Regions from separate parts of the Homo sapiens genome. Here region 2 is linked to region 1. The links are chromatin contacts, found by Hi-C in ENCODE. All regions are on one chromosome and are shown on one strand. The core of a region is the stretch at or near the end of the contact, and the rest is flanking DNA. Distances in the headings are between cores, read along the strand shown.

The links. Hi-C counts contacts between places; a loop is a spot of excess contacts on that map. Pooled maps may share reads with other maps.
Region 2: a loop to region 1 is called in a map with no recorded cell type, with 12 times the contacts of the local background. The contact joins the promoter of PDCL3 here to the promoter of ZNF892 in region 1. A Hi-C loop is called at or near these places in 2 of 37 single-sample maps with no recorded cell type and 5 of 50 pooled maps.

The regions. Positions count from the first base shown.
Region 1 is chr2:95,204,706-95,210,981 of GRCh38, forward strand. It overlaps ZNF892 (zinc finger protein 892), which reads left to right and starts at 2,816. Exons shown (of 5, transcript NM_001395961.1): 1 at 2,816-3,129; 2 at 3,943-4,031. The coding sequence starts at 3,111. RefSeq lists enhancers at 2,336-2,465, 2,626-2,875 and a silencer at 2,916-3,145.
Region 2 is chr2:100,559,431-100,565,706 of GRCh38, forward strand. PDCL3 (phosducin like 3) reads left to right here and starts at 3,563. Exons shown (of 6, transcript NM_024065.5): 1 at 3,563-3,643. The coding sequence starts at 3,638. RefSeq lists an enhancer at 2,308-3,104 and a silencer at 3,550-3,889.

The sequences.
Region 1 (6,276 bases), core at 1,566-4,065:
CTGCTGTTAATAAAGTGAGATGAGGACTGACAATTGATATGGTAACAAAGAAGGGATATCTGTGATGGGGATGGTTAGCAACAAGAAGAAAGGGGTACTCTAGACACGTTGAAACCAGTCAATAGTCCCATAGACTTTATTTTGGATAAACATAGAAAGTGACTCTTTGGTGGTTTTTTTTTTTGTTGTTGTTGTTTGTTTTTTGTTTTTTTTGAGACAGAGTCTTGCTCTGTTGCCCAGGTTGGAGTGCACTGGCACGATCTCTGCTCACTGCAACCTCCCCTCATGGGTTCAAGCGATTCTCCTGTCTCAGCCTCCTGAGTAGCTGGGATTACAGGCGTGCACCACCACGCCCGGCTAATTTTTCTGTTTTTAGTAGAGACGAGGTTTCATCATGTTGGCCAGGCTGGTCTCAAACTCCTGACCTCAAGTGATCCACCCACCTCGGCCTCCCAAAGTGCTGGGTATGATAATAGGCATGATCTACCGCGCCCGGCAGACTCTCTGGTCTTAAAGCTTGAAGCTTATACTTGTTTTATCATAGTTCCTTCCTCAGGAAAGACCCTCAAGCCTCTCAAAAAAGTATGAAAAGATGATTCTGAGGGAGCATTTGATGAAAAAAAAAAAAACAAGTATCAAAGAACTGAAACACCAGATGATGGCACCCAGACAAGGATACACCAGACCCCTCATTCATCATGATTGCTTCCTTATTCCTCCCTAGTTCCTGTTTTCCCCCACACAGTTACATTTCTTCCCTGCTATATAGACCCCTGGTTTTAGTAGGTCAGGGAGATGGATTTACAGCTGGTCTCCCATCTCCTTGGTTGTAGCATTTGATTAAAGCCTTCTTCCTTGGCAATACTCCTCTCAGTGATTGGCTTTTTTTGTGCAGCAAGCTGCAGGGCCTAGACCTTATCCCTGGGGTTTCCGTAGCAACATCAGCGAGTAGTGTCTTTCATATGAAGCATCTTCTGAAGGAAACTGCCCATCCCATATCTCCTGCGGAAGGAAGAGTGGGGAGACTCCCTTTGGCTGTCATTTGAGGTGGCAGGGTTGTGTCTCTACCACAAGTCCTTTATCCCCACCAGCCCTAGCTGCCTGGACCAAATGCAGCCAATCTACGGACCAGTTAGAGGTTAAGTGTGGTTATCTGTGCAGAAGAAACCCAAAATAATACTGGCTTATACAAAATAGAAGTTTGCATCTCTCTCATGCTAAAGCCCAAGCTCTGTTCCAACAAATTACCCGGGGCTCCGTTCCTTCTATCTTGTTGGTTTACCATCCCTAGGGTCTTAACCTAGTTCACACAGCCCATGATGATTTCCTACGTTCCAGTCAGCAAGGGGCTGTGGGTGCTGGGGAGGGCAAAGGGCAGGAATAATGAGAAGCCTTGGGAAGCCTTGAGCCTATCTAAAAATTGGAGATTCTGCTGGAGAAAGGTCAATTGGACATTGTGGCTTGTATCCACAAGGACATAGCTAATTAAATTTTCTCTTGGGAATCTGAACTGGACAGAAACCTGACACTTTATTGTGGGAAGGTAAGTGAAAACACGCACTAGCCTGAAGACCCGCCCACCCCTAGAGCTCCTGGGGAGTCTGCAATGTTGTACCCAGGCGAGTTGGAGAAAAACGCCATACTTTGACACGAATTAAGAGTCCTTTATTAAGCCGGCGGCCAAAGAGACGGCTAAAGCTCAAAATTCTTTCGGCCCCGAGGAAGGGAGTTGATTAACTTTTATATCTAGGTTTAGGAAGGGGAGGGGAACTCAAATGCAATAATTCTACAGAAGTAAAAACATGCCAAAATCAAAAAACAAATGGTTACAAAGTGATAAACAATTTAAAAGACAAACGGTTACAAGAAGAGCAACGGTACCAGGTGCAAGGCTTTAAATCTTTCATTATAATTAGATATACGGGGTATGCCGGACACGAACTCAAGGCTTTATGTTTTCTCTTTGAGAAAAATCCTGGGAACTTCATACATTGTTGGTGCTAATACCTTATCAATTAATTGGGCTCCTTTGAAATGCTGAGGATCTGCTTACACAGGTCAACTCCTTGCGGAAGGGGGTTGGGTAAGGAGCCCTTAGTGTCTTGTAAATTAAGGGGTCAACTGGAGTTTGTCCGGCTTTCCCAGCTAGAGAGAGTCTTATTTACATGAGAAGCAAGGCTAGGTGATTAAAGAGACAAGCAGGATAAAATTCAAAGTAACGAGTTAGAGTAAAAACAAGGTTAGGGATTTCAGCAAGACCTCCAGGCTCCAGCCTCCTTGGGGCAGCAAGACTAGTTTACTGGTTCTTCTTGGAGACGTGGCCGTTTTTGGGGTTGAAGTGATTTCGGGATTGAAATTCCATTTTTCTTTATTCCGAGGTGCAATATGGTACAAACATCCCTGGTTAAAGTAAACTGAGATCACCTCTGTGTTGGCCACGAAGGGCCGATGCATGGAGGCGCAGCAGCGAGGACACCGCCGGGCGCCTCCCCTCCGATGGAGCACCGCAGCCCGGGAAGGATCCTGCGTAGGTCAAGGGCGCCGCCTTCCGCCCTCACAGTAGCGGAGATGCGAAAAGTCCCACGCCGGGCGGGGTTTGGCGCGGCCACCGCCCAGAGTCGGCACCGAGGGAGGAGCGGCCCTTCCAGAGTCGCTGGCAGGGTTCAGCCAGCTGGTCAGCGCTCCTCCAGGTCGGTCAGGAGCGTGCCGCGGCAAGAAACGCAGCCCCGGGAGCAGGTGGCCGCAGGGTCCTCTGGGAAGCGGTGTTGGGAGTGAGGGCCGTCAGCCGCGCCCCGCGGAGGATTCTGGGAGTGGTAGTTCGGCCTCATGGTTGGCCGGCGCTAGGCGTCCCCGCCGGCTGTTAGATGCCTTTGTCGTCGGGCTCGGCTTCCTCAGTGTGTGGCTGGAGGTCGAACCCAGGGTAGAGGAGGGCTGAACGCATCCCCTTTTAATCTGAGTGTCCGGGAGGAGGGTGGCGGGAGGACCCCCGGGTGGGGGCGCCAGGCTGCCCACGCGTGCGTTCCCGGCCTCTTGGGGGACCCGAGCGGCGGACCTCCGGCTCCTTCCCCTGTCGCGGTTGCCTCCAGCGCGGGCCGGAGGAAGGAGTCTCCATGGAACCTGAGGGCAGAGGTGAGGATTTGGGAGTGATGCGGCCTTGGTGCCCGCTGCAGAGGGAGAAAGGGAGAAAGGCTACCTCTGGCTGGCGCAGGCTCAGGAAGGAGTAGCGTCACGAGCCCCTTCCTACTAGCCGGTCTCACTTGGGGTTTTGAGGGATAGCCCGCCACTTCCATTGCCCTCCTGGTCTGTAGGGCGCTGGATGCCTCCCTTGCTCAAGGGAAAATATCAACACATCTGACAATTTGGCTTTTGATAATGACTTCTTTTTTGATCTCAGAGGAGCCCCATAAGGCAGTAGGAAGGAACTATCCGACCCTTTTGGAAGGTAGGGAAAGCAGGGATTTGAGAAGTCACGGAATTTGTTTACAATCCTGTTTTGTTTTTGGTGGTGGTGGTGGTTTTTCCATAAGACGCATCACTTTTCTGAGTCAGGCGGTGTTGTATTAATATCTGAAAAGTCAGTGTTCAAAAAGAATTTAGTCTTCGTTTATCCTGTGAGCCTGGAATACAACACAGATGAATCACTGAGGCGTGGACATACAAAGACTTTGAGTATTATTTTGACTACTTAGCACATGCAATATAAAAATATGTTTAATTTATATGTCCAGATGCTCATAGGAGTTCTACTGGAGTTTAAGGACAGAGAATAGGAGGAGCCTGAGACAGCAATGGTCAAGGTGTCTTGATTAAAAGATATTATGCGATTTTCGTTTGGTTCCCAGTGTTGACTCTTCTTAGATGACAACTAGCTGGTGTGTGGCACTTCCTGCTAGTTTATTGCAAGGACAGAGTAATCATCATGGCTCCTGTCTCCACTTTTAGGATCACTTTTTGAGGACTCAGACCTTCTCCATGCTGGAAACCCAAAAGAAAATGACGTGACTGCTGTGCTGCTGACCCCTGGGTCCCAAGTAAGTTTAGATTTCTTCTTTCTTTTCCTTCTGTTCTCAGAGCAAGGATGTCTTTCCTTCCAGTGCTTATGGAATTGCTCAGCCCTGATGCTTAGACCACTGGGTTCATCCTGATAAACTGATGACTGATGACCCCAAAGGAAGTGTTCTTCAGTTGTGCAGAACTTTCTTCCCAGCGTTGCTTTCTCTCTGCCCACTGAGTGTTTGCTGCACACACATTGAGTACTGTAATTGGCCTTGGTGAGATGCAAAGAAGTAAAAGCCACTTGCTCCTGCATCGTGGAGTTTACTAAGGCAGTGAGAAATACATAAATAAAATAGTTAAACACGAAGAAATAGGTATTTTTTAAACATAGAAATCATTGGTCCAGACAAGTCATGAAAGTCTCTGAAAGAGTTTTTTTTTATCATCTGTTTGGGAGAAGTGTGGGATAAATCTGTACTTTGAAAAACAAGAGAGAGTGGGTAGTTGGAGGGTAGAATAAGGGAATATTACAAGACAGAATAGCTTTGGCCAAAAAATAAAAAAAAAGTCTTCAAATGATGAGGGAGTTGGAGGTCTTCCGAGGATGTGTGGATGTGTGAGTCACTGTGGGTTGACCTAGACTGTGGTGAGGGAAGCTCGGCTGTGTTGTACCCAGACCCCAGGACAGTCTACACTCGGTCTTATTCCAGAGGCAAATGAAGGCCTCATGAAGGTTTTTAGAGGCCCAGCAAGATGAAACATGCCATAGCTGATTGGAGAGAGAGGATTAGTAAAGATGCTTCTGTAAGATCTGGCCAAGACAGTGGGAGATTGGCAGACCCCTTGGTTCAGGTGCTGGGACTCTTTATTTCCGTCACACCAGGCCTAACAGCATACAGGTACTGATGATCCTTATAAAACCATGGGAGAAAATGCCAGTATTGATTTTGATCTGTGAATTGGTAGATCGCTTTCAGAAAGATGAGGGGAGAGAAAGTAGCACCTGCTGACAGTGTCTGATTGGCCTGCCTGTGAGTTGATTACTGAGGTTTTCTTAGGGAACTGAAGTCTGAAAGCAACTGCCTGTTAGTCTGTTAGTGTTAGCATTGTTTGTACAGAACGAAGATGGTGCATGTTATATTACTTGTGCTGATCATTCCTGAGGCATATGACCTTAAGGGGCCATAAACTTAAAAGTGTGGGATTTCTTACTTGAAGTGTTAAAGAGTGTATTTTGGGCAGAGGATTTTCAGAGTAGGTAGTTCTTTTAACTTTATGTCATTATGTGCTTTGTTTTACCAGTCATTTTTGAAAGACTGAAATATGCATTAGAAAGCTGAATATAAACAAAATTAACCGTTCGATTCATATATATATGTATATATGTATATATATGTGTGTATATGTGTGTATATATGTGTGTATATATGTGTATACATGTATATATGTATATATGTGTATATATGTATATATGTGTATATATGTATATGTGTATATATGTATATATGTGTATATATGTATATATATGTGTATATATGTATATATATATGTGTATATATATGTGTGTGTATATATATTCAAGGGGCTCTGGCCCAAGTGGTAGTTTAAAGAGCGGTAAAACTGATTCATTTGCTAACCCAAGGGATGGTTTATTTTACTCTAAGTTAAATTGTAGTTGCATAGAAATTTTAAAAATAGAATTTGAAAAATTATTAGACATTTGTCTTATCAGCACTAACAGATTCAAAAGAGCATTACCTGCCCTACTCCCTTATTTCAGTATTTTAGTAAACAAACTAAACTTTGTGTCTGTCATCTAGATGAAGGTTAGGCTAAATACTCCTGCAGTGTTTTCAATGTTTAATAGGCTTCTGTTCTCCTCCCCACTTCTGTTCCCATGCACACGTTTATAGAACACCCCATTTAAACTTGTTTCTATTAATTCTTGTTCCTTCCTTCCTTTCTTTCATTCAAATATTCAACAAATATTTACAGAGTTTCTGCTCTGTGCCAAGTACTAGGCTGCTTCAGTGAGCAAAAATAGACCTGGCCTCTGCTCCTGTGGAGCTTATGTTAGCCACAAGATCCCCTCTATGTGTGCAACCCAAGGGAATGGAAGGAACATGTGTTCTAACTAGAGAGTCAGGGAAGGCTTCCCTTGAAGTAACACCTGAGCTGAGATCTGAAGGGAGAGAAGGATTCACATTGCTGAAAGGATGGGGCAGAGGGCAGAATATTCAGGAATAGGAAGCAGGATGTGTAAAGGGGCTAACGGGAATA
Region 2 (6,276 bases), core at 2,313-4,812, 5.4 Mb after region 1:
AAATAAAGGATGTTTGTCCATTTGTTCTAGTCTACTTTTGTATCTTCAGAAAAGTTTTTAAATTTAACTAATGCAGGTTTTGCCTACTTCTTTGTTTCCAAGAGCTTTTTCTTTTCTGTTGTTATTGTAATTGGAGTCCATTTTGTCTTGTAGTTTGTTATTGTAAACACGGATGAAGACTATTTTTGTGTTAATTTTATATCCTGCTCCTATACTGAATTATCATATTGTTAGTATGAATTTAAGACTCGGTTCCGCTGAGTTTTCCAGGATGCTATATCATCCACAAATAGAAATAGTTTATTTTTTCTAATTCGTATATCTCTGATCTTTTCTCATAAGCTGTAATTATTTTCTCCACAGCCAAGAAGGATGGAAAGATGAAAGAAGTCCCTGAGGGAGGTGAGAGGATCTGGAGCACAGGTGGAAAGAATAACAAAAGAATAATTTTGACAAAAGCAAGAGGGATGGGGCTGGGCGTGGTGGCTCACGCCTGTAATCCCAGCACTTTGGGAGGCTGAGGCTGGCAGATCACGAGGTCAGGAAATCAAGACCATCCTGGCTAACACAGTGAAACCCTGCCTCTACTAAAAATACAAAAAATTAGCCGGGCGTGGTGGCAGGCGCCTGTAGTCCCAGCTACTCGGGAGGCTGAGGCAGGAGAATCATTTGAACCCGGGAGGCGGAGCTTGCAGTGAGCCGAGACTGCGCCACTGCACTCCAGCCTGGGTGACAGAGCGAGACTCTGTCTCGGAAAAAAAAAAAAAAAAAAAAAAAAAGAAAGCCAATCACTGGGATGACAAGTATTCCCAAGGAAGAAGCCTTTAATTGGGTGCTGCAGCCGAGGAGACAAGGAGACGAGACAGGAGATCAGTCTCAAATCCATCTCCCCGACTGACTAAAACTAGGGGTTTATATAGCAGGGAAGAAATGTAACATGGTGTAAGAAAACAAGAAGAGGGAAGGGCAAGGATGCATCTGGTGAGGTCATCTGTTGAGTTTCAGTTCTTTGATACTTTTTCTGAGAGGCCTGAAGGTCCTTTCCTAAGGAAGAAACTCAGATTAAACAGATACAAGTTTCAAGCTTTAACAGCAGAAGGGTCAATGTCTATGTTTATCCAAAAACAACTGTCTGTGGGACTATTGGGCCAGATTTCATAACTACTGTCTTTCCCAATAATCTATATTATTGTTAAAACAAAACTTTAAGAATGCTTTTGTTCTTGGCTGGGCGTGGTAGCTCACACCTGTAATCCCAGCACTCTGGCTCACGCCTGTAATCCCAGCACTTTGGGATGAGGAGCTCAGGAGTTCGAGACCAGCCTGACCAAAATGGCGAAACCCTGTCTCTACTAAAAATACAAAACTTAGCCCGGCGTGGTGGTGCATGCCTGTAATCCCACGTACTTGGGAGGCTGAGGCAGGAGAATCACTTGAACCCAGGAGGGGGAGGCTGCAGTGAGCTGAGATCTTGCCATTGCACTCCAGGGTGGGGAACAAAGAGAGACTCTCAAAAAAACAAAACAAGGCCAGGTGCGGTGGCTCACACCTTTAATCCCAGCACTTTGGGAGGCCAAGGCAGGTGGATCACCTGAGGTCAGGAGTTCGAGACCAGCCTGGCTAACACAGTGAAACCCCGTCTCTACTACAAATACAAAAAAAAAAAATTAGCCAGGCGTGGTGGCGCGCACCTGTAATCCCAGCTATTCGGAAGCTGAGGCAGGAGAATCGCTTGAACCCAGGAGGTGGAAATTGCAGTGAGCCGAGATCACGCCATTGCACTCCAGCTTGGGCAACAAGAGTGAAACTCCATCTCAAAAAAAAGAAAGAAAAAAGAAAGCTTTCAGGACACCAGGCCATTTCCTGGGTCTGTTGTCTTAGGTCTGTTTGGTAAATATTCTGTGACTAAGCATGCGTAACCTTCTGGGAATACAACCCAGTAGGTCTCAGCCTCCTTTTCCCCATCCCCTATTCAGGATGGATTGGCTTTGGTTAGAATGCCTCTGACCGGATCATGTGGGGAAGAGCAACTGTAGAATAGCTGAGTCCTGGAAAACAGGCCTCAGGGAACAGCAAAGGCTGGGGATGAGGAAAGGACAAAACACCACCTGCTCTGTTGCTGTGCAGGACTGAGCAAGAAGCACAGGATCAAACTCAAAGTTAGTTCCAGTCCTGATTTTGGTGGTAAGACCCAAGGAAAATTCATTAACAAACATTGTGCTGCCAGATACATTAATAAATCCCTAAAAGGGCCTGTAATTCAGTTGAAATGAGTGAGAAAAATCTTAAGGATCCTTATAAATTAAATAAAAACTCCTTGCTCTCAAGCAATCATTTGATTCACTCTATATCAACGACTGTGCACTTTAGCATCACCTGAGGATCTTTAAGAAAGTATCTGTGCTAGGCCTCATTTCCAAGGATTTAATTTGTCTGGGGATGGAGCCCCAGGACATTCCTAGTTTTTGAGGGCTTCCAGGTGATTCTAATGCATAGCCACGGTTGGAAGCCCTGCGCCTATCTCACAGGTGTGTGGGTCTCTACTCTCTGTGTCCGCTTAGTTGCCAGGAGGCAGCAAGTTAGCCCACGTGTGCAAGATGCTTCCTTCCATACCAGGTAGGAATATTGCTCTCTTAAACTTGGAGTGTGCCTGGGCAGAAGCTCTGGAGCCCAATACCTGCATTTTACAAGTCAGATTGCTGCTTTTTGCTCAGTGCCTGTGTGCCTGCATACATGGGTCTCCTGATACTCAGGCACGGCAGATGACTTTCACCTTTGTTTTAGTGTTTTGCTCACTGCTGCATCTGCAGAGCCTAGAATGGTGCCTGGTACACAGCAGGCTCTCAATGTCTTATTAATGAGTTGCCTTTTCCAAGGCTGAAGTGATCGTGGGTGAATTCCAGAAGACCCTGCATCATTTTTATTTATTTATTTATTTAAGACGGAGTCTCGCTCTGTAACCCAGGCTGGAGTGCAGTGGAGAGATCTCAGCTCACTGCAAGCTCCGCCTCCCCCGTTCAAGCAATTCTTCTGCCTCAGCCTCCAGAGTAGCTGGGATTACAGGCAACCACCACTACGCCCGGCTAATTTTTTTGTATTTTTAGTAGAGACGGGGTTTCACCATGTTGGCCAGGCTGATCTCGAACTCCTGACCTCAAGTGATCCGCCCGCCTCGGCCTGGGATCACAGGCGTGTGCCACCGCGCCCGGCCTAGAGGCAATTTTCTATTTCTGACTTGTTAGGCTAGTCAGAGCGAGACGTCTTTACAGGTTTGGGCCGGCAGCTGGAAAAGGCACACGGCCCCGGGCTCCTCCTCCACCCAGCCCCACCCCTCCTCCGCTGAAGACCAGCCCTAATAAGGCAGCCACCAGAATTAGAACCAGGTCAAGTGCACTCCGAGCAGGACAGTAGGCAGATCCTATCTGGCGCATGCGAACGCTTCTGTGCCAGTTCCTTGAAGAGCAGGCGCAGACTCAAGGCTGTTGCTTCCGCCCTTACTCCCCGCCGCTCGTCCCTGGGCGGGGCGAAGGCTGGGCTGGGGGAAGAGGCGTGGCGGCGCTGTGCGCGTGCACAAAAGAGAGCTGAGGGGCGGGGGCGCTGCGGCACAGCTGGTTTGAGCAACTGAACTGGAAACAAGATGCAGGTGAGCTAGGACGGGTCTCGGGTCTGGGGGCTGCGGCCCGTTCCTTTGTCTCGTTAGGCCCGGGCGGGCAGTGGACGCCCGCCCTGGGGGAAGCTCCGGCGCCGCAGGCACGAGGGAGGCCCGGCGCGTCCAGGCCCTGCGCAGGCGCAGTGCGGGAGGCGGGCGTGGTCCCACCAGGACCCACGGCCTGGGCGTCCCCGCCTCGGTGTGCCGGGTCCCCCAAACCTCGTCCTCCGGGACTATGTCTTCTCGCGGTCTCTACCCACCCGGGCCTGTGAAGGTCTTGCCGGATCCCGCCTAACAAAAGTTACCTCCTCTCCTGAACTCCCCTAAGGCACACCTGGGCAGAGGTGTTAGGAAGCGGAGGGTCCGGCCTGGGGTCTTCCGCACGTAAAGCAGCGCCACAGCCGGTGTTCCTGGCTCCACTGAGAGCCAGGTGAGGGCTTAGTTACACCCTCTTCCCCCGAGCCCTGGGATCCGCTTGGGGCGTGTTCCCTATCTGACCGCTCGGGTTCCAGAGCTCCCCGCGAGGGTCCCTCTGTTTCGTCCTTTTTTTTTTTTTTATTAAAATAGGTAAAATAAATTATTTTTCTGTAGCTGCAATTTACTAGCGGAATTTGGTTAAAGCCTAAGGAGAATGAATGAAAACACCATGGAAATGGGCACTATTGTGGGTGAAAACCTATGCCAACTAAATTTTGTCACTGTCCAAAGATCCCGCAGTGGTCAGAAATTCTAATCTCTGCTTAGTGGCAGATGGAGAGGAGAGGGTGCGGGTTTTGCTGGGGAGGGAGGCATTAGGGGCTGGAGGGGAGGGCGTGTCTGCCAGGAGCCAGACACTGTTTTTTTTTTTTTTGAGACCGGGTCTTGCTCTGTTGCCCAGGCTGGAGTGCAGTGGCTCTGTCACAGCTCACTGCAACCTCGACCTCCCGGGGCTAAGCCATCCTCCCTTGTCAGCCTCCGGAGTAGCTGGGACCACAGGCGTGCACCCACCACTCTGGGCTAATTTTTTGTGCAGATGGGGTCTCCCTATGTTGCCCAGCCTCAGCCTCCCAAAGTGTTGGGATTACAGGATGAGCCACCGCACCTGGCCTAGACACTCTTAAATGGTGAAGTGGTAGCTTGAGGGCTGCCCTGGCCTCCTTTGCATTCCCTGTCCTTCAGGTCCCTTGAGGCCTTCCCTGACCACCCTGTAGAAAGGATTCTGCTCTTTTTGTTTGTTTGTTTGTTTGTTTCTTTTTGAGACAGAGTCTTGCTCTGTCGCCCAGGCTGGAGTGCAGTGGCGCGACCTCGGCTCACTGCAAGCTCCGCCTCTCCAGTTCACGCCATTCTCCTGCCTCAGCCTCCTGAGTAGCTGGGACTACAGGCGCCCGTCACCACTCCCGGGTAATTTTTTGTATTTTTAGTAGAGACAAGGTTTCACCATGTTAGCCAGAATTGTCTCGATCTCCTGACCTGGTGATCTGCCCGCCTAGGCCTTCCAAAGTGCTGGGATTATCGGCATGAGCCACCGCGCCCGGCCTCATTTTTCTTTTGATGTATCTCAGAACTGTTACACAGGGTTGGGGTTGGAGACCGATTATCCCGGTGCCCTTTTCACAGTGCTCCTGATTTCATATTCCAAAGCAAGCCTGAGCTCCATTAGCAGTGTTCTTGCCACACCATGCAAACCGGTGCTTGGGCAGCTGGGTTCTAGATCTAAGAGCCACTTTTACATCAGTCTTTGTGACAATGATCCTTTGTGATTTTGATGCTGGCTGATTTGGCCAGCCGTTCTAGCATGGCAGTGCCTCTAAATGCCGTGCCTCTCCTAGGCTTGTGAGGATTCAGGGACAAGGTACAAGAAAAAGGGCTTAGAGTGCCCTGTATTTTATGAGCTACTCTGAGACGTCTCAGCTTTTCCTCTCAGGTTTGGCCATTAGAGAATTCTGTCAGCCAAGCCTCATCTGCAGCCTGAGATCCTCAAAATGTCACAGTCTCTTTGCTCTTGGGCAGTATGCATGCCGCAGGCCGCTCTGCCTGGAAGATTATTTTCTTGATTACGGGCGTGCACCTGGCTAATTTTTGTGTTTTTAGTGGAGATGGGGTTTCACTATACTGGCCAGTCTGGTCTTTTAACTCCTGACCTCAGATGCTCCACCTGCCTTGGCCTCCCAAAGAGCTGGAATTACAGGCGTGAGCCACTCCACCCAGCCTGGAAGATTTTTTTTTTTTTTTTTGAGACAGAGTCTAGCTCTGTCGCCCAGGCTGGAGTGCAGCGGCTCGATCTCGGCTCACTGCAAGCTCCACCTCCCGGGTTCCTGCCACTCTCCTGCCTCAGCCTCCCGAGTAGCTGGGACTACAGGCGCCCGCCACCACGCCCGGCTAATTTTTTGTGTTTTTAGTAAAGACGGGGTTTCATCATGTTAGCCAGGATGCTCTCGATCTCCTGACCTTGTGATCCACCCACCTCTGCCTCCCAAAGTGCTGGGATTACAGGCGTGAGCCACCGTGCCCAGCCTGGAAGATTATTTGTAAGCCCCCAGACTCCTATCACAGATTGCTTTCCACCCTCAGACGGAATGTCACCTCCTCTGTAGGGAACATCCCTATCTACTCTGTGGAATGTGGGTCCTGGGTAATTCTCTAAAATG